2 separate regions of the Homo sapiens genome follow, and region 2 is linked to region 1. The links are chromatin loops, found by intact Hi-C in ENCODE. Cell type or tissue: MCF 10A. All regions are shown on one strand. Links, peaks and the distances in the headings refer to the core of each region. The heading gives the core; the rest is flanking DNA.

What was found. Hi-C counts contacts between places; a loop is a spot of excess contacts. Peaks named below come from ENCODE experiments on the same cell type or tissue, not always from the same donor. Only the 100,000 strongest peaks of a DNase experiment are listed, where the experiment ranks them.
Region 2: it touches region 1 in a loop (4-fold over the local background); 1 of 110 quality-filtered maps calls a loop at or near these places.

The regions. Positions count from the first base shown.
Region 1 is chr18:46,321,361-46,327,182 of GRCh38, reverse strand. No RefSeq gene overlaps it. Among named protein-coding and RNA genes, the nearest start is that of ARK2C, 9.7 kb to the left of the region's middle. In MCF 10A, for the core only: no CTCF peak of the experiment used is centred there; DNase peaks (open chromatin) are centred at 2,412, 4,642 and 5,012.
Region 2 is chr18:46,533,515-46,539,336 of GRCh38, reverse strand. LOXHD1 (lipoxygenase homology PLAT domains 1) reads left to right here. Exons shown (of 41, transcript NM_001384474.1): 26 at 1,000-1,181; 27 at 4,886-5,002. Among named protein-coding and RNA genes, the nearest start is that of LOXHD1, 120 kb to the left of the region's middle. In MCF 10A, for the core only: no CTCF peak of the experiment used is centred there; a DNase peak (open chromatin) is centred at 2,686.

The DNA.
Region 1 (5,822 bases), core at 336-5,335:
CTACTTGAGAGGCTGAGGCACGGGAATTGTTTGAACCCGGGAGGCGGAGGCTGCAGTGAGCCGAGATTGTGCCACTGCACTCCAGCCTGGGCGACAGAGTGAGACTTCATCTCAAAAAAAAAAAAAAAAAAAAAAGGAAAAGGTAAAAAAGCTAGCACATATCCTTGCGTTCTGCAGGCACACAAAAAGATGTTATCTCTGGGTGGATAAGTTAGGAAGCAGCGCTCTTTCTCACCTTTGACACAGACGTAGGCCAGAACTTCAGGCTGAATTTTAGTCCCCACTCACTCCCTTGGATGGTCTCCCCTCTGCCGCTGAAGCCCTCCTTGGACGGTCTCCCCTCTGCCGCTGAAGCCCTCCTTGGACGGTCTCCCCTCTGCCGCTGAAGCCCTCCTTGGACGGTCTCCCCTCTGCCGCTGAAGCCCTCCTTGGACGGTCTCCCCTCTGCCGCTGAAGCCCTCAAGAACACAGACGGCTCCCACTCACCACACATGGCTGCGGTGGACAGTGTGTCCCCTTCACAACCTCGGTGCAAGAAAAATAAACTCCTGTCTTTTTTAAACTACTGAGACTCGGGTCTCTGTGTTCATGGCCAGATCTAATCCTAACTGAAGGTAGAAGTGATTCGTACCCTAAAACGAGTCATTAAAAATACTGCAGGCCTGGCGCGGTGGCTCACGCCTGTAATCCCAGCACTTTAGGAGGCCGAGGCTGGCGGATCACGAGGTCAGGAGATGGAGACCATCTTGGCTAACACGGTGAAACCCCGTCTCTACTAAAAATACAAAAAATTAGCCGGGCGTGGTAGCGGGGGCCTGTAGTGCCAGCTACTCGGGAGGCTGAGGAAGGAGAATGGCGTGAACCCGGGAGGCGGAGCTTGCAGTGAGCCGAGATTGCGCCACTGCACTCCAGCCTGAGCGACAGGGCAAGGGCAAGACTCCATCTCAAAAAAAGAAGAAAAGAAAATACTGCAGAGGGGATTAGACAAGGGAAGAGCATGTCTAGTCAGGTGGATGCGTTAGCGATTGCTACCAACCTATTACATCATTAATAATTATCAAACCGGCAGTGGCACACAACAGTAAGCATGTATTCTCCCTGAGCTGCAGGCTGGCCAGCTCCAAGGCGGCTGCGGCTGTTGTTTCTCATGGCGTCTGTGCATTGCTGGGTGGTTCTGACCCACATCTTTCATCCTTTTTCCGCTGGCCAGGACATGTCCTTTTCCTGCGTGGCAAGTGGACACCTGCAAAGCCTCTTAGGACATGCCCAAAGTGACAGCTCACACGGAGATCCAGGGTGAGTTAAGGAAACATGAATTAATGTGATGGGAACAAAGAGTGTGTGTGGGCACACCTGGTGAAGAAACCAGAAGTTTCTCTGGTACGCAGTGGGGAGCACCGGGGGATTCTGAGCATCAGAGTGAAGTGTCAGGAAAAGTAATCTACCATCTAGGCACAACATGAACAAAGGTGGGGGTAGATTCTAGGGGCTGGGAAATCAGGTGGGATTGAAAGTCAGGCTTAGGAATGGCACATTGATCCTGAATGCAGGGCCAAGGAGGAACCAATGACATGCCTGATCTGTTTTTTGTTTTTGTTCTGCTGCTTTGTTTTTGAGACAGAGTCTCACTCTGTCACCCAGGCTGGACTGCAGTGGCTTGATCATGGTTCACTGCAGCCTCGATCTTCCAGGCTCAAGTGATCCTCCCACTTCAGCTTCCTACGTAGTTGGAACTACAGAGGTGCACCACAGCGCCCAGCTAATTTAAAAAAAAAAACAAAATTCTTTTGTTTTGTAGAGACAGGGTCTCACTATGTTGCCTAGGCTGTTCTCCAACTCCTGGCCTCAAGTAATCCTCCCACCTCAGCCTCCCAAAGTACTGAGATTACAGACATGAACCACCACACTCGACCAACACCTGACCTTTTTAACCAGGGAAAAGAATGTTCTGCAGGCACTCTTTTCCTTATGATGACGTTAAGATTTCAGTGGTGGTCTCTAATCCAGTCATTCTTAAATCCAAACGACACCATTCAAATGAATCACATGTACTCATCTCTGAAAAGCTAAACTTTCCTCTTAATCCTTTTGTAGTTATCTGATTCTAACTTCTACTGACTTTTCCACATGCTGTCTGATTTTGCTCTTATTGGACATGAGACAGTTTCATATATTCATAAATCAGCTCAAATATTGGGCTTACCAAGGCAAACCTGCAACTGGGGTAGGCTGCCAAGGTGTCGCAGGGAATGCTAGCAGGCCCTGTTATCTATTCCTCACTTCTTTCTGGATAATAGAGTCTCTGACTTTTAGTTCAGCATATGGCCACCTGGATTAAAGACTACATTTCCCAGATTCCTTTGCAGTCAGGCATGATTAATTCTGAGCAATGGGATGTAAGCAGAAGTTCATGTGTGACTCCCAGGAAGTGTTCTTTAAGGCAAAGAGCTGTGCCTTTCTCCACCTCTTTATCATTTGCACTAACTGGAAGATGGATTGCAGGGCTGGACTGGAACAGCCATGTAGGACTGGAGGAAAGTACACCCTAAAGACAGTGAGGAAGCATGTTTGAAAGAGGCTGGATACTGGATGATTTCATAAAGCTACTCTACCAACCCCAGACAGCCTCCTATGACTTCTTTGAAATGGGAAATAATTAGATTGCAGTCTCACTGAAGCTGTTGTTATTTTGCAACTCTCTCTCACTCTCTCCTACTTGCAGTCAGGCGTAAAATCATCACATGACCACTGATTCCTCCCCAGGTGGGCCAAGACAGAGATGACATGTTTTGGTTGTGATACAAGATTTTGTTCAGGTTTATGGAACTGGGTAAGTTGTGTGCATAAGAAGAAGCACTGCTTTAATGCACAAGGAGAGGCAAGCAGGATGGGGAAACATGGGGAAGTGGCCCCAGTGTGTTCAATGAATGCTAAGAGCAGACTGAACAAGCGAGATGTGACAGGTGTGATGATTTAGGCTTTCCCTGCAGGCAAGGGAGACATCATGACCTTATTTCATTCCTTACTTCTTCATTTTCCCTCAGTAACTCCCTCCTTGGTCGGGGAAGCAGGTGACTGGTAGAAATCCACAGAGAGGGCCGGGCACAGTGGCTCACGCCCATAATCCCAGCACTTTGGGAGGCCAAGGCAGGAGGATCACCTGAGGTCGGGAGTTTGAGACCAGCCTGACCAACATGGAGAAACCCCATCTCTACTAAAAATACAAAATTAGCCGGGCATGATGGCGCATGCCTGTAATCCCAGCTACTCGGGAGGCTGAGGCAGGAGAATTGCTTGAACCTGGGAGGTGGAGGTTGCGGTGAGCCGAGATCGTGCCATTGCACTCCAGCCTGGGCAACAGGAGCAAAACTCCATCTCAAAAAAGAAAAAAAAAAAGAAATCCACCAACAGTGCAGGGCAGTCCCTGGATGCATGTCCTTATGGGGCTGGTTCTCACACTTCAGTGTGCATAAGAATCCTGTGGAGAACTTGTTTAAAAGATAGATCCTGACTGTGTGCAGTGGCTGGTGCCTGTAATCCCAGAACTTTCAGAGGCCCAGGCTTGAGGATGGCTTGAGACCAGGAATTCAAGACCAGCCTGAGCAACATAGCAAGACCCCATCTCTACAAAAATAAAAAATTAGCCAGGTGTAGTGATGCATGCCTGTAGTCTCAGCTACTCGGGAGGCTAAGGCGGGAGGATCGCCTGAGCCCAGGAGTTTGAGGCTGCAATAAGCCATGATTGCACCACTGCACTTCAGCCTGGGCAGAGTGACAGAGCGAGACCCTGTCTCAAAAATAAAAAATAAAAATAAATAAATGGTAGATCCCCCAGGTCCCATTCCCTGAGATTCTGACCCAGGGAGGCTAAGGGCATGGCTGAGGAACATGCATTTTAGCAAGGACGACCTCTTGGCAGGTGAATCTCATGCAGATGGTCGGAGGCCCCTCTTTGAAAAACATGGCTCTGAGATCTAGCCAGTCAGTCCCTGAGGCTGGGTGGCCCTGTGTCTGCTTTGCTCTCCACTGAACACCCAGCACCCTGCGCGCTGCTGACCAGAGGCTGCTCACTGTCCCTCTATTAGCACCGAGGAGCCACTGTGCATTCTTGAGCAAAAGCGTGACCTAAAGAACACTTCCACTTCTCCCAGCTCTGCTGCCCTGGAGCCTGCTGAGGGAGAACAAAAGAAATGTCTAATCCTACGAGAACTGAGGATTTTCTTTTTTAAAAAAAAAAATCAGGTTCTCAGGCCAGCATTTTGATAGTGTTGTGGCTTAGCCTCCTTTCTGACTTTGCAGCTGGTGTCTGACTCCCGCGGTGAACTCTGTGCTTAGTATTAGGTGACTCGTTCTTTTGGAGACAGGTCCTGAGATGTGGGTCTGAGACCTTGGGGGAGGGCGCTTGCAGAGCTCCACACCAGCACTGCTCTGTCCCGTGTCCTCGTGCCTTCTCACCTGCTGCTTACCATCCCTCCCTGCGGCTCAGCTTGTCCTCCTCTCACTGGTGAGGAAACTGAGAGGTTGGGATACTTTATCCAAGTTGAGGCTGCAAAATTGGCATTCGGGCACACACCCGGGTGTGCCTCCCAGCCCTGGTCGCTCCATCAGGAGAGACGTGATGCACATTGTTTGCATAGTGTTACTTTTTGTCCCAACCCCCAGAAGTGAGGCTGGCCACACCTAGCTAGAGGAACTGGCCTCACCTTCCAGTGGAATTTGAGTGGCTCGGGATTCCAACGGATGCCCTCAGCAGTCTCCTCAAATCAGGCACAGTGCCTTAAAATGCCACCATCTCCATCCTTTGGGTTAAGGTATTGTTTAAAATGTGCCCTTCGGAAAAGCAATAAGTTTTCATGTAAATTTACGCAGAAGCACCCGTCTGATCTGTCAGCCTTCTGGAAGCTGAGTCTTCTCACAGCTCAGGAAACACAGGCACAGCCCTCCTTAGCATAGTTACTGAGGCTGCTGAATTTCCCTCTCTTTTGTCCGTCCCTCTCTCCCTTCCTGGGTCCCCTGCCCTCCAGTGAAATCTGAGAGCGTGCCTCTCTGGGTAGTCACAGTGCCTTGAGTCAAACACCTCAGACTCTAAAGATAGAGTTTCAGGTTTGGGTCAGGCAGAAGGGGTAGATTTGAGAGGCCTTCAGAGTCCCAGGAAAGACAACTGCTGATTTATAAGACTGGTCCTGGGGACTTGAAGGAGAGAGGCCAAGGGCAGAAGCAGGGCCTCTATGGGTCCAAAGAGGGGTGGGAAGAGGTCAGAGGTCATCCAGACCTCCTGGGAATGTCACCCTGCAAGGCAGATGTGGTCCAGGCTTCAGCCAACAATGTGTTCAGGCTGCATCATTAGAGATGAATTGATGGTTGATTACCAATAATAACCTCTCCAAAGCAAAGCCAGATGAGGAATGAATTTAATGAAGAGGGAAATGAGCTGACAGTGGCTTCATGGGGGGCCTTGGATCAGGGACTTTCAAAACCAGAAGGGTGAAATTTGAGCCTGACTGTTTCATTTTGTTTTATTGGTAATGGCAAAACACACATAACATAAAATGTATCATTTTAACCATTTTAAGTGTACAGTCACATCAAGGACATTCACATTAAGTACATTAGCAATGTTGCATAACCACCACCACAATTTCCAGAACTTTCATCATTCCAAACAGAAACCCCCAATCCATGAAGCACCCCATTCTCCACTTCCCCAGTCCCAGGTAACCTCTAATCTACTTTCTATCAATGTGCCTGTTCTAGGTACTTCCTGTAAGTGGACTCATAAAATATTTGTGGTTTTATGTCTGGCTGATTTCTTGGCATTATAT
Region 2 (5,822 bases), core at 295-5,294, 210 kb before region 1:
GATACCCACCGCCACGTCCAGCTAACTTTTATATTTTTAGTAGAAACAGGGTTTTGCCATGTTGGCCGGGCTGGTCTTGAACTCCTGACCTCTAGTGATTAGCCCACCTCGGCCTCCCAAAGTTCTGGGATTACAGGCATGAGCCACCACACCTGGCCTGCAAATCTGTATTTTTAACAAGCATCCCCAAAAGTTTCTGAAGCAAAGGTCTTCCACCCATGCATAGAGACATACTGGTCTCTGTTCACACCGGTGGCTGCCCACCAGGAAGCTGCTTGCTAACAGCACTGATTTGTCAACCCTCTTTCTAGGGGAGATAGTCCCTGGTGGGACCAATAAACCCTGGTGCAGCCCTCGCCTCCTGCTATCCTCTCCCCTATAAAAGATGTGTGTAATGTGACGGAACCTGAATGAGGGGCTGGGTGTGAGGTGGATGGGTTGGGGCAGGCAGGCCATCTGGGAGCAAGTGAGAGACTGGGAGCAGGGGATACGGAGAAGAGTGAAAGAATGCTCACTACCGTAGACTGGCCGATCCAGTCAGCAAGTTGCCCCCTGAAATCTAGTGCTCTTGTTTGTGGAGTCTCTTCAGCCAAGCACCATGTCGAGGGCACTTTACAGACAATGGACACTGAGGCTCAGAATTAACTTGCCCAGATTACACCAATGGTCAAGACAGAGCTGGGATTCCAGCCTGGGCTTGTCAAATTCTGAAGCCTGTGCTTTCAACCAGTCTGCTACATGTGCTCTGGCATGTGAGAGGCTCACACACCCTGGTCTGAGGGGGTGAGGGTTTTCCATGGGGGCGGGGCAGGACAGGACCCCACCTGCAGTTGCTAGGCAACCTTGTGAAGGTCCAGGTCCCTGAGCAGCAGTTCCCCGGGCAGCAGTTCCCCAGTGCAAGGGTCTGGGCTGGTTGTGCTGGTGAAGAACTGGCTCTCACCATGTTTGTTTTCTGTTCTCTCATCCACTCTGGCTTTGCCCTCTGACCACCACCCTCAGTTGTTCCTTACGAGATCACCCTCTACACCAGTGATGTCTTTGCTGCTGGGACAGATGCCAACATCTTCATCATCATCTATGGCTGCGATGCCGTGTGCACCCAGCAGAAGTATCTGTGTACCAACAAGAGGGAACAGAAGCAGTTCTTTGAGAGGAAGTCTGCCTCCCGCTTCATCGTAGAGGTACTTGGGCTCAGCAGGCTGTCCAGGGATGGAGTAGGTCAGACAGAGGGAGAGGAGAAGCCCTACCTTCAGGGCAGAACACATGCCCTTCATCCTGATGCACTGCTATTAGAGAGGAAGGTGAGCAGCTCATCCTACCTTCCTGGGCCTCAGTACATCCAAGCAACCAGGGGAATGGTGAAGCTCACCCTGCTCCTCCTGGACTGGTGTCAGGATCAAAGGCAATGATGAGAGACAGGACTTGGGAACACTAGAGGCATAAAGCCAACGGGCCTCTCTAGAGCTTCCAACAATAGACACTTATCCACAGGTGGAACATAGCTCCCAGACTTGCTGGTTGTGGGGTTCTGCTGATACTGCTAGCCAGGGAGAGGTGGAAATCCCACCACCAGTGGTCATGGGCTAGGGTCTCCTGCTCAGCTCTCAAGCTATGGTCAAACAATTTAATAGAGAAGAGCATTCTGTATGTTCCATGGCTTCCCATCAGGTCTTGACAATGGAGGTGCTGTTGTTCAGTGTTTACTGTGCATGTAGGTCATAATGCCTTGGAATCCATATACTTCAATTTAGTGCATGCACACTGTGCCTGCCCTGTGTGCTCAGCTGTGCACTAGGTTGGGTGGGAGACACAAGAGAAGGGGAGAGCTCAGATCCTGCCTGAGAGGGGCTTACGGTCAAGTTGGGGACCCCAGTCCTCCCAACAAAGGTAATGAGAGAGTCTGGTGATGGTCATTGTCATGGACCCTGTGGGTCAGAGGGCACTGTCATAGGCTAACCCACTTAATTATCATAAAAACTCTGTGCTATAATTGTCCCTGTGTAAATATGGGGAAACTGGGGCATGAGGTTTAGTTGCTTCCCTAAAACCACACAGCTAGGATGTAGTGGGAGCAGGATTGAAACCCAGGAGGACTGGCTCTGGAATATGCACTCTTAGTTAGCTACTGCAGTAGACAAGCAAATGGACTGAGCTTACTATCACTGTTTAGAGAAGGGAGAATGCTCCTTGGAAGAGGTGGCTTTGAGTTGGATCTGAAAGGGGGCATTAGCAGGGACAAGGAGGAAAGGCATTCCTAGCAGAGGGAACAGCATGGCCAACAGCTCAGAGGTGGAAATAAGCATGTGGCTTGAGGTTTGAGTAGAAGCCATGGGAGGAGTGTGATGTAACTTGGATAGATGGCAATAATGAAGCAAGACTTAGAGGGGAAGCGCAGGAGACCCTGAAGGAGAAGAGCCAGGAGCCTCAGAAGGCTGGGCCCTCCAGGCAGTGGGATCTTTGGAGATGTGCCCCTTATTTTCTGATAGGAAACAAAGCCCAGGGCACCTTCCTTCTTCCTGGGCCAGTCTCTATCCCGGGGGATGCCTTGCTCTCTTCCCACCTTCTCTGGAGCAGTCAGCACTTGTGGGAAGGTCTGTCACCTTTGCTGAGTCTTTTAACGAGAAAATTTAAGGGTGATTCATTAATCCACACAAAGCTAACATCTCATCCACCCAAGATGTCATGGTGCGTGAGTCATCCAGGCCTGATGCCGTCAGCGGCTGAGGCTGTGATCACACCTCGGCATGACTTCCGGGGAGTTTTTATCAATGAAGTCCCCACTAATAGACAGCTATAATTTGCCAGTAATTTTGTTGCTATTTTTTTTTCTTTTCAAATCTCTCTGGATTTGGGGGGAGTGTGAGAGCTGGGAAACAAATGAAAGGGCTTTGTCTCCTGGCCTCTGTCTCTCTGCCCACCTGTGTCCCTCTCTCTGCACTTCCCTTTTCTGATTGATTTTCAGGTAGGAGGTAAAACGCTGAATTGCGGAGTCGGTAACCCTGGATCTGATTCTGGCTCAGCCACTATCTCAGGAGGAAGCCGCTTCCTCTCTCTGTGGCCCCCTCCTAAGAAAAGATGTTGACCAGGAAAAGAACAATAATAGCTAAGAGTTATTGAGAACATCCAAGGGCCAGCACAGTTCTAAGGACCTGATGTGTATCAACTCATTTAATCTTTATAACATTTCCAAGACGTAGTTAGTATGATCATCCCATTTTACAGATGAGGAAATAAAGTGCAGAAAGGTTAAGCAGACTTACTCAAGGTGTCTTAAAACAGCAGAGCTGGGATCTAGACTCAAGAAGTTCAGTTCCAGAGACTTCTCTGCCTAATTCTTTCACCTTCCAGAATACTAGGGTCCCTTCTGATGTTGATGTCCTCTGAGTCTTTCTCTGAGGCCCACCAACCATGAGTAGCTGTCCCCTAAAGGCCACATTGCTCTCTGAGGCGTTAGAACTGAGATGACCACCAGGCGCGGTGGCTCACGCCTGTAATGCCAGCACTTTGGGAGGCCGAGGTGGGTGGATCACCTGAGGTCAGGAGTTCAAGACCAGCCTGGCCAACATGGTGAAACCCTGTCTCTACTAAAAATACAAAATTTAGCTGGGCGTGGTGGCAGGCACCTGTAATCCCAGCTACTCCAGGGGCTGAGGCAGGAGAGAATTGCTTGAACCCAGGAGGTGGAGGTTGCCGTGAGCTGAGTTTGCGCCACTGCACTCCAGCCTGGGCAACAACAACAACAACAACAACAACAAAAACAGAGGCAGCCATCCTGTCCCATGCAACTTAGTGCTTAGAGGATTAAGGTCACAGAAGCCAGAGATTCTCCTCTGCATCCCATACCTGGAGGCTCCAGGTGGGAGAGAGAAGATGTTGTAGCTGCCCCATCCCCCGCCCAGTTCAGGGGCTCACCTGGCACACATGTATCAGCTTTTTTTTTTCAGGGGACTTTCATGCACACCATCGTGGTTAAGGCTCACCACCGCATTATGAGAAGGCCTGGCTGATTTTATCGTACCCATTTTGCAGCTAAGGAAACACTCTTTTGTCCTTGCAACCAATGCTTATTGAGTACCTAGGTCATGGGCACTGTTCTAGGTTTTTGGGATACAATGCAGAGCAAAATGGTGCCTGCCTTGTGGTTCTCAGTGGTGAAAGAGATGGTAGGTGTCACACAAATAAATGAAAACTTACAACTATGAGAAGTACTCCAAGGAGGGGCTCCACTATGCAACAAGAGCCTGTCATGAAGAAAATTAACTTTCTCGGGGAGGTTAAGGGCTTTCCTGAGGAAGTGATCATTGAGTTGAGACCTGGATTACGAGGTTGAGCAGGTATGGGTTAGGTAAAGAAGAGGAAGGCAGAGAGGCAAGCAAAGCATGTGCAAAGGCCCCGTGGCAAGGAATGTGGAGTTCTAGGGACTGGCATTTCTATGTGGGAGCACAGAAAAGGAGTGGCTGGAAGGTGGGGGACTCTTAGGGGCCTGGGGCCTTGAATAAGTCCACTTGGCAAGACAGGAGCATGGCACAGCCAGAACTCATCTTCTGCTACCCAGTTCAGTTCTCACACAGGGGATGAGTTGCTACAACAGTGAGCAGTGGCAGATGGGGAGCTGGGCTCCATGCTGAAGAGGGGTCCCCCTCCCAGAGAAGGTGGATTAAACCAAGTTCTGGAGTCAAGGCTGACTTTAAGAGAGGGGACATGAGGCATAAGCATGGCGTGTGTGTCAAGGACAATGGGAGCTGGCCTGGCTGGATAGTGGAGACGTATCAGGAGGAAATGCAAAGGGACTCAGGGTGGATGCCCTGGGGAAGCAGGATGTTGCCAAGGCCATACTTTCCTGGATCTTTCAGCTAACATTCAGTGCCTTATCTCCTTTCCAAAGTTAGAAGATGTGGGAGAAATCATTGAAAAAATTCGGATTGGCCATAATAACACGGGCATGAATCCTGGGTGGCACTGCTCTCACGTGGACATCCGCAGGCTCCTCCCGGATAAAGACGTGAGTTGTTGACTGGTCTGTCCTGCTGTTTCTTTTGTCCCTTTCCAGAGCAGGTTCAAGGCAAATTCCCTGTGAGGACCTACTGGCTAGATCAGCCTTATTGAGATAAAAATCTCATAATGAAAATTCACCCAGTTCACTCAGAGTGCAGAAACAAGCTCTGGTCCCAAGCAGAATTTTCTAGAACCTGGTTTCGTGGTTGAGGAGGAGGGTCTGGGCATGTTTCTCCTCCCCACCTCCAAGGCCATATTACTAGTGATTGACCAGAGTGCCCTTCCTGTAACTCAAGGTCAACTCACATAGAAAATCCACCCCAGACAACTTTAAAAACATTCTGAAGCCACAAAAGTATAAACCTAGGAGATAGATCTCAGCCATAGCTATGGATATGAATGAAGAGGGAGCAATTTTATTTTATTTTATTTTTTTGAGATGGAGTCTTGCTCCATCACCCAGGCTGGAGTGCAACAGTGCTCTGCCTTCTGGGTTCAAGCAATTCTCCCGCCTCAGCCTCCCAAGTAGCTAGGACTACAGGCGCACGCCACCACGCCCGACTAATTTTTATATTTTGTTAGTAGAGATGGGGTTTCACCATGTTGGCCAAGCTGGTCTTGAAATCCTGACATCAGGTAATCCACCCGCCTTGGCCTCTCAAAGTGCTGAGATTACAGGCATGAGCCACCATGCCCAGCCAGAGGGAGCAATTTTTAAATACAGAGCACCCCCCTCCTCTTACCCACTGAATCTGAGTCTCCAGGATGGAGTTCAGATACCTATTTTTAAGTGACCCTGGGAACTCCAGCCTTTCAGAGCCAAACTC